Linked DNA regions of Homo sapiens: region 2 is linked to region 1. A link is a loop called in an ENCODE intact Hi-C map of the cell type or tissue named here. Cell type or tissue: CD4-positive, alpha-beta T cell. All regions are shown on one strand. Region 1 overlaps TJP2 (tight junction protein 2). Region 2 overlaps TMEM252-DT (TMEM252 divergent transcript).

Region 1 (5,000 bases):
TACTAAGTTTTGCATAAATTGAGTCTGGTGGTTGGCAAGCTACATATAGCCAGCTGCGTGTTTGTTGTTTTTTCTGCCTGCTAGCTAAGAACTGTTCTTGCATTTTAAATGGTTATGTAAGTATCTATATGATCTCCGTGATTTTGCCTCTTGTAGTGGCAAGCCTAAAATATTTATTGTCAGGCCCTTTGAGAAAATGTTTCCTGGCTCCTGCCTCAGACCTCCTGGAAGCAGGGTGTTGGCTTGATTTGTCTCCTGTTCTGCAATCTGGGAATAGTAGATCAGGATGCTGACTTGTGGGAAGATGCTGGCTGCATGAGATGCCCCTGTCTGCAGTCACTCATAGCTTGGAAAAGCAAAAAGGAAAAAGGGTTGGATCTGAGCACTGACAGACAGGTTTGCTTCTGGTTTCAATGTAGTAAGGTGACCTGATAACAAGGGCCACTTGAGAAGTTGCAAATGCAGATTTCCTCCGTGTTAGGTGGTGACCAATAAAAGCATATTTTGTTTTTAGGATGTAGAAAGGCTATAAAACTGCAATGTCTTTGTATCATCAAACATTTCTGTGTTTCTGATGTTTCAGATGTTCCTATTTCTCTGGATTGCAGGATTTCAACTTTGCAACATGTACTGTTGTGTTTCTGAGTTGTTGACTATTTCAGTTCCAAACAGTTCGTTATTTCCTGTCAGAGGAAACTTCAGAGTAACAATAAAGTGCTGGTGTGGCTTCAAAGGCTTGGAGAAATGAAAAGCAGTGGAGAAATTTTGTGAGGTTCCTTTGGCTTAGAAGGTTCAGAAAGGCTTTGAGCGAATGAATGTATGTATCAGTCACTGTTACTCCAGGTCCGTTAGCTGTTTCCAGACCTTTCTGTGTCCTAAAAACAAACATCATTTTGAGGGTGGGGACTGTGTCCTATGTTGACAGGTCTTTGTTTTCAAAGTCTGATGTACAATAGAGACTAAACGTTCAATGACTGAATGCAGTTCATTTTTAAAATTTTTTTTTTTTTGAGACAGAGTCTCACTCTGTTGCCCAGGCTGGAGTGCAGTGGCATGATCTCAGCTCATTGCAACCTCCACCTCCCAGGTTCAAGCGATTTTCCTGCCTCAGTCTCCTGACTACCTGGGATTATAGGCACGTACCACCACGCCTGGCTAATTTTTGTATATTTAGTAGAGACAGGGTTTTTGCCTTGTTAGCCAGGCTGGTCTCGAACTCCTAACCTCAGGTGATCCACCTGCCTCTGTCTCCCAAAGTGCTGGGATTACAGGCGTGAGCCACCATGCCCAGCCGTATGTTTTAAATCTTATATTAAGCTTATACCACTGTTGATTGCCGTTGCTACAGTGGGGCTTATATTAATATTAGAAACACCCCTCATTTGAGTGGTACTTTACAGTTTATAGCAACCTCTACATAAAGCTGGGCATGGTGGCACATGCCTGTAATTCCAGCTGCTTGGGAGACTGAGGCAGGAGGATTGCTCCAGCCCAGAAGTTTAAGACCAGCATGGGCAACATAGCAAGAACTTGTATCAAAAAAAGAAAAAAAAAACTTTCATGTTAAATTCTCACTTGATCCTCACCAAGAACCCTGTGAGGTGAGTGTTATTCACTGGATGCTTAGAGAACCTAGAGATCATACAGCTGGCTAGTGCGTACCAGGAACTTGAACTACTTATAAACTGGAGCAGTCGGAGAAAGCTTGGTGTGTTTGACATTGTCTGTCTCTTGGTCTCCAGGCCCCAAGAGGAAGCAAAAGCCTAATTCATCTTGGCAAATGCTGTAGAAGTTCTTGCTTGGATTTTCTTTCGCTAGACAGTTTTTGGTGGTGGTTTGTTGCTCTCCTTCAGATAAACATTTCTTGATAGTGCAGTTTCTTCCTTCAATATGTTCTTATTCTGGTGTGTACATCCGTTTCTCAGAATGTTTAGTAAACATTTCTGTTGCATACCCTAATGCCAGTTTCTTACCTACTCCTCAGTAGCGTGCTGCAGCAGTGGCTTTGGGACCTGGTGTAGACATTATGGGTTGCTTTATTCATTCCTCACAGTGACAAGGGGATCTTGATTGGTGCTAAGTCCTTGGATGGTTCCCTTGGCCTCAGTGACTCTGAGAGAGCCATCACTGCAGGTGTGATCAGTGCCAGGGTCTTCCTTTCTTCCTTCTCTCTCACTTTTTTTTTTTTTTTTTTTGAGATGTGGTCTCACTCTGTCACCCAGGCTAGTGTCCAGTGGCACAGTCTCAGCTCACTTGAGCCTCCTGGGCTCAAGCTGTCCTCTCACCTCAATCTCCTGAGTAGCTGGCACTACAGGCGTGCGCCACCACACCTGGCTAATTTTTGTATTTTTAGTAGAGACAGGGTTTCACCATGTTGCCCAGGCTGGTCTTGAACTCTTGAGCTCAGACGATTCACCCACCTTGGCCTCCCAAAGTGCTGGGATTACAGGCATGAGCCACCGTGCCTGGCTTTTATTGTAATTTTTAAAGTCTATTTCTAATTTCATCTAAATTATGTTTTGAAATTTTCAATTCGTAGGGAACCGGCAGTCTCTCCCTTTTTATTTCTGCATGACTGCACCACCTAGTGGATAATACATCTGTTACCAGGCAGTGGCCTTTGATGATTTCCTATAGCTACAAATTCTACAAAAAGGAAAATTGGGTGCCTTTTTATGCTTTGAAATCACATATAATTTCTGCCAGTAATTTTTGTTTCTAGGCAAGTACGGACTTTTTGAGAGGAGCTTAATAACGTTTAATTCAGAATTAAAAAAAAAAACGTCAGCCCATACCTGAAGTTTCCCGTGTCACCAATGGACTAAGGATGCAGACTGTCAGTTTCACTCAGTTTATGTGATAATGGCATACAAGATAGAATAATGAGGTCTTTTTCTAAGTTTAGAAACAAGGCTATTTCAAACACCTGAACTTTTTTTTTTTTTTTATAACTTGCTTGAATTTCATCTGCTGTGTTTTATTAAGTCAAAAGAATTAGGAAGGCTTGTTGATTTTTGCATGGCTTTGGCTCCACATTTGATACAGGAAACCTCACCTTTCCCCTCCCTGTCTCTTGTCTTTGCTGCCCCCTGCCTGGATGGAGTATGTTCCAGTATGATGGAGCAATTGTTTCTTTTTGTCTGTTGATTTCCATTAGGTGCAGTGGGCATTGGTCATTGTGCTAAGTATACCATGCAAGAACACATTCAGTTATTACGTTTATGGTATTTTAAATATGTAACATACTTATGCAGTTGAAACCATAAATTGTAAGATTTTTAGTCTTGTCCATAGATTAACGGTTTAAAATAAAATTATTGTGTCTCTTACTGACAGCTGGTTAAATCAGTATTTTCAAAGTATCAATTTACTAAGTTTTGTCATGTGCCTCTATAAGGAATTCACAGTCTTCCTCTGCGCTCCCACAGCCTTTTTATTTTTCCTTCCCAGGAAAAATTTTAGAGACACCAAAAGGATTCTTAAAGTATAAAAATGAATTTCACTGTTTTTGAAAATAAGTACTATTTTTTTCTTAATACCTGGCATTCTGCTCATGGTTGCAGCACTGTAAATTGCTGAAAGTTATAGGTCATTACACATGAAGAGGCTTAAAAATGCCGTTTGATCTATAGTTAACTACAAAATATGGAGGGGGAGCTATATGCACACAGTGTCTGCCATAGCATTAGTTATACTAGCAAAAAAAAGGAAATGGCTTAAATGACTGCTAGGGATATGGTTAATTATATAGTAAATATTGCTATTTACAAATTTAAATTAACTAAAATTAAACATTGCATTCTTCAGTTGCAGTAGCCACATTTCACATGTTCAGTAGCCACATGTGGCTAGTGGTTACTGTGTTGGACAGCACAGCTATAGAACATCGTCACCATGGTAGAAACTTCTGTTGGAGAGTACTGCTAGACAGGTGCTTCTCAAACATTATTTTCCCCGTCACCTCCCTGATGGGAGGTGCTTCTCAAACGTTAATGTGCATATTAATCACATAGGGGCTCTAGTTAGAATGCATATTTTTATCAGTAGGTCCAAGTTAGGGCTTGAGATTCTGTATTTTTAACAGGCTCCCAGGGGTTGGCTACGTAATACCCAAAGGGTGGGGTTCTTGCCTTTATTCTCCAATTCTAATAGGAAAGGCATGTGTTTGAAGCTCAGGACTCCGTATGTAGGCTCACTGGCTTTATGGGATTAACCAGGCTCATTGCTAGGTGGTACTAATGTGTCCCTCTTTTCTGTGGGAACCATCATCTGATGGTGCCCCAGGTCTGGGAGGGAACGATTGACCTTGTGTGTTTCCTATGGGGCCAACCTTGATGGTGACATTTAGCTGAGCAGCTCTAATAATTGTTTTTTCAACCTGCCTTTTTGACAAAGCCGTTTATGATTATCTTTATCTTGGTGCCTATTATGGGGGTGGTGGTTTGTATGTATGTTTGTTTTTTTAAAGTGAAGCTATGTTTTAGTGTTATATAAGTTTAGTCAGGTTTAAAATTATAGGGTACACAGGGCTGTGCCTGTGTTGCCAAATTAGCACCTTCCTTTTGGCTTATTAATGGCTTCTTTGTAATTACAAATAAGAATGATCTGTTTATAGCTTAGCTTAGTGTATCAGAACTAGGAACATAGAGGTCTTAAATGTAACTATCAGCTGATTTTTTTTTTTTTGGTCTCATATCTTATGAAAATTGGACTCATGCAAATTTGCATTCAAATTGTGACCAGGCACCTGTTAGCTGTGGGGCCTTGCCATGGGCAAGTTCCTTGAGATCTCAGGCCTTCTATTTTTGTATGTGAAAAAAGCAGGAGTAGGGTTAGGGTATAGGGTTTTTGGAGGATTAATAGGCAATAGCCATAAAATACTTAGCACGGTGTCTGGCATATTGTTAATGTCCAATCAGTGATGATGTGTTTCAGGCCCCCCCTTTTCCATGGTGTTCACAAAGGCGTAGGCATTAGGGAGCTTGTGCATATATACCAAA
Region 2 (5,000 bases), 610 kb before region 1:
CAAAAAAAACCAGCTATGCCTCAGTGTGCCCCATGGGATCAGGCTGAGACTGGGACTTTCTCCTGGCATTGCTCAATTGCTTGGCTTCTTCCTCTACTCCACCCTGCCTCCCCACTCCCTTAGCAGTTTCTCCAGGAAGCACTTCCTTAATAAATCATATGCACCCACATTTTTGGTTAAGTGTCTGCTCCTAAGAAAACCCCATCTAAGACAAGCACCTTCTATGCACCAGGCACTGTGATTGTGTTCCAGTAGAAGAGGCCACTATGAACAAATTAACCAATATGATTAATGTATTTTAAAATGCTACTGGGCATCACGTTTCTCTAATGAAACATATGGTGTGTCAGCCAGGAGATGGCATACTCACTTTGGGTAATTCGAGAATAGTTTTGTAAAAATATTGTTTATAAAGGTATGGGCAGGATATAGGGAAATCACAAAGAGGAGTGCAACGCCCCAGCACTAGCACCAGCAGGGTACCAGAAACCCCTCCAGAGAGAAGTCAGCCTGACTGAAGTTACAGCCTTTGATCAAGAGATGGAACCAGAACAAGGTGACCTGGCAGGGGGTCCAGGGAGAAGAAGGGCAGAGTATGGGTCTGCGCTGGTTAACAAGCTTTTCAGCACATATGGTGTGTAATTGCCAAAAGTTACCTGAATATAGAAAATAATTTTTATAGACCACCTACTGACAACTCATGGAACACTGGTGTTTTGTAGGATTCCATTTAACACTACAGGAGAGCCCTGTCTGAAGATGATTTCCTTAAGGAACAAAACATCTCAATCTGAGAACTTTTTCTGTTACAAATATCCCCCATCCCACTGTCTCTGCCCAAGTAACAGCCTATTTCCATGCAACAAAGCCAGCACCACATTAAAATAGGACCACTCTTGATCTCCCTTGTGTATGGACTCTCAAAAAGTCAAACTCACAGAAGCGTAGAGTAGAATGGTGGTTGCCAGAGGTCAAGAATAGTTGAGAGGGGTACAAAGTTTCAGTTAGACTGGAGGAATAGGTTATGGAGATCTATTATACAGCATGGTGACTATAATTAATAACAATGCATTGCATACTTGAAAATGGCTAAGAGAATAGATTTTAAATATTCTCACCACAAAAAAATAGCTATGTGGGGGTGATGAATATGTTAAACCACTTATTTAATTATACCACAATATATACATACATTAAGACATCATGTTGTATACTGTAAAGGTATGCAATTTTTATTTGCCAAAAGTAAATAAATAGCTTATTAGGAAAAAAAACATGACCATTCTATCTAACTCCCACTGCCCTGTCCTGGATCACCCGCCGCGATCTCCAGGTGCCGCATTACCACTTCTCACCTTGACATTTGCACCCTTGGTTACAGACATACACAACCTTGACTCTGGTTGAGATTCTCCTCCACTTATGCTGTCCTGGGCAATATCCGCTTAGCATTCTGTTTATCCACACCTGCAGAACTTTTTTTCTGAAACCTCAGTCCTATGTAGCACACGGCCCTCCCCACCACCAGGGGACAGCGCTTCCAGCCCAGGGAGCAGAAACCAGGCCAAGGAGGCAAAGATGAAATCAGGCAGGGGACGGTGGCTCACGCCTGTAATCCCAGCACTTTGGGAGGCCTAGGCGGGCGGATCACATGAGGCCAGGAGTTTGAGACCAACCTGGCCAACATAGGAAACCTTGTCTCTACTAAAAATACAAAAATTAGCTGGGCGTGGTGGTGCACGCCTGTAATCCCAGCTACCCCGGAGGCACAGGCAGGAGAATCGTTTGAGCCCAGGAGGCGGAGGTGGTAGTGAGCCAAGATCGCACCACCGCACTCCAGCCTGGGCAACAAGAGTGAGACTCCGTCTCAAAAAAAAAGAAAAGAAAGGAAAGAAAGGAAAGAAAGAAAGAAGGAAAGAAAGAAAGAAAGAAAGAAAGAAAGAAAGAAAGAAAGAAAGAAAGAAAGAAAGAAAGAAAGAAGGAAGGAAGAAGGAAGAAAGAAAGAAAGAAAGAAAGAAAGAAAGAAAGAAAGAAAGAAAGAAAGAAAGAAAGAAAGAAAGAAAGAAACCAGGGCTGCCTCCAAAGCTCCCCGCTCACAGGATCAGCTGCCCGTCCTAGAGAAATTTCTTTTTAACACTTTCATTCTTTTAACTCTTTCCCACTCACTGGATAAGGATTACATAGGCACTAAAAGGCATGCGTGTATTTAGAAAAGACATTTCGTATTTTGCAAAGGGGAGAGCATTTCCAGTATTGACGGGGGTCTGTTTATTCTGTTGATAAATTAGAATTATAGCAAGCTTTGTTACCTCACTTCTGATCCCACAGCAGGTTAGAAGGAAGGAAGAGGTCAGGAGTGGTGTTAGAGACTGGCAGCAAGACAATGAGGGAAAAGGTGAAAATGGAAACAGAAATGAAAACCCAGAAAGCATTGCAGGCTGCAGGGAGTTCGCATGCAGGCTTCATAGTGGAAAAAAAAGTAGAACTGTGATCAGATCTCAGCAGCTTCTGAGCATTTACAGCTGTTTTTCATGGGGCCGGAGCCAATTTTTTAAAAGGAAAAATCTGAATCTCTGAGAAAATGGTTAATGTCGGTCATTGTACTCCAAGCAGGCAGCAAAGAATGCAATGCATTTTTAAAAGACATACAGCCCTAAAAGAATGAATGAGAATTGACTCGATTCTGCTTTTAGGGAATCTTTGAGGGAGAGGAGGTAATTCGTCTTTAGCATCTTTCACGCAGGCCCCGCTGGTCTTTGCCGGTCTACAAAGACCTCCTCCTGCCCTCCACAAGAGGGCGCCAGAATTCCTAGGACAGGACCCGGTCTGTGGTCAAGAGACCCGATGAAACTCGACATGACCACTAGAGGGGGGCAGTGAGGTCCTTAAACTGCATTCTGAGATTCCAATTTGTATTTGTTTATGTCATTTTAAAGATGCTTTCATCTAAGAGACATGCTTTGTCCTGTGTGCATGATGCCAGTGAAAAATGTGCTCTTCAAACCATGGGAGCACACTTCAGTTCAGCATTTCCATCGCATCAGGGCTGGTCTGACGTAAGCAGGTGACTTTGGCGGGAGGTGGGGGGATTGGGGGGCAGGGAGGGGGTGCCAGGTACTCTTTACCCAGCAGAAAAGGCATTTTGTTCTGCTCAGTCTATCCACAACAGTTTGCAGGAAACATTAAACCTATTAAAGTGTGCCTTGTTTCAAGAATGCATGTAGGTCACGAACAACTGCTAAAGATCGATCCTTGCCACTTCTTTTTGAGGGAATTGGAGTTAATACAGAATATCCAAAGATAACAGGAGGAATCAAGTCGGGGTTGATGTGCCCCCACCCCCCACCCCCAAGCAAATGAATCATCTCTCTTCCGAAGGAACCGTTCCATCCAATAGCACCACCTAAAGACCCTTTTGGAAGACTGCGGTATGCTCCACTGGAGTGCTCTGAAAATAGCCCTGTAGTGATTAACGTAAGGACAAGAATGATTCTGCTGGGATTTGTTTTTCAAGCACCCTGTTTTTGTGGCCAAGAACACATTCCTTGAATGGATACACTTCAGGTTGTTATATAGACAGTAGTGGGGGATTGGAGAAGGTTTAAGATGTACTTCAACATGGAATAATAAGCGATCATTTTTCAGGGGTCCCCAACCCTCGGGCTGCAGACCGGTATGGGTCCGTGGCCTTTTAGGAACAGAGCTACACACAGGAGATGAGTGGTGGGCGAGCGAGCGAAGCTTCATCTGTATTTACAGCCGCTCCCCATTGCTGGCATTGCCACCTGAGCTCCACCTCCTGTTATATCAGTAGTGATGTTAGATTCTCATAGAAGTGCAAACCCCATTGTGAACTGCGCATGCAAGGGATCTCGGTTGCGTGCTCTTTATGAGAATCTAACTAATGCCTGATGATCTGTCACTGTCTCCCGTCACCCACCCCCCCACCCCCGCCCCACCGCCGATGACACGGTCTAGTTGCAGGAAAACAAGCTCAGGGCTCCCACGAATTCTAAATTATGGTGAGTCGTATAATTATTTCATTATATTTTACAATGTAATAATAAGAGAAACAAAGTGTGCAATAAATGTAATGCACTTGAATCATTCCAAAACCATCCCCCACATCATCCCTGGAGAAATTGTCTTCTATGAAACCAGTCCCTGGTGCCAAAAATGTTGGGGACCACTCCTTTAAATGATGCTGAGGAGTACATTGACATAGATGGACAGTCGCAATATGTTGCTAAGTTTAAAAAAATAGGTTCTAAAACAGCATGACCCCATTTGTGTAATATATGTGTGTATACATACATTTTTAAAAGTCTGACAGATATATCCTAAAATGATTATTCCTGGATGGTACAATTATAAGTAATATTAAATATTTCTCATTTTTCCCTCCATTTGGTTTATCTGTATTTTCACATTTTATCTACCCAACCATGTATTACATGTGTAATTTTTTTTTAAGTTTGCCAACACATGCACTTTATATCTTTTTTTGGTATTAAAAAAGACCCAGTCTTGGAACTTTTTTACACTATTATCATACACTAAAAGAATTTTTACCATTCCACGTTAATAAGATAAACACAAATTCCTTCAATATATTATTCTCCCATTTTATATATGTATATACAGACTTATTAAATAAGCATTTATTAGCACTTTAAAGAGTTATTTTTAAGGAAGAGATAGAGTGATTCATCTTTTTGATTGCTCGCTTTCATCTAAGCCAAAATGATACATCTATAGAAACATTATGGGTGAGAATCAGAGTACACTCCTTTTGTTACTACATATATATAGTGTATATATAGTAACAAAACATATACTATATGTATGTATGTATACTATACTATGTACTATACATATACTGTATATTTACATATGTTTCTTAACCTTACTTTTACTAATAAAATTTCTTAAAGGGAAACCTTTGAAAGAATCATACTTGACTTCAATCATAACCTAAAGATGTTCTTTCAGGAAATTCT

The links. Peaks named below come from ENCODE experiments on the same cell type or tissue, not always from the same donor. Only the 100,000 strongest peaks of a DNase experiment are listed, where the experiment ranks them.
Region 2: it touches region 1 in a loop (23-fold over the local background); 6 of 110 quality-filtered maps call a loop at or near these places.

The regions. Positions count from the first base shown.
Region 1 is chr9:69,190,745-69,195,744 of GRCh38, forward strand. All of the region lies in intron 1 of TJP2 (tight junction protein 2), which reads left to right. Among named protein-coding and RNA genes, the nearest start is that of TJP2, 19 kb to the left of the region's middle. In CD4-positive, alpha-beta T cell, CTCF peaks have their summits at 2,589 (motif pointing left) and 2,795; a DNase peak (open chromatin) is centred at 2,587.
Region 2 is chr9:68,581,802-68,586,801 of GRCh38, forward strand. The region is part of intron 2 of TMEM252-DT (TMEM252 divergent transcript); the gene reads left to right. Among named protein-coding and RNA genes, the nearest start is that of LINC01506, 38 kb to the left of the region's middle. RefSeq lists an enhancer at 2,853-2,942. In CD4-positive, alpha-beta T cell, CTCF peaks have their summits at 2,806 (motif pointing right) and 3,007; a DNase peak (open chromatin) is centred at 2,820.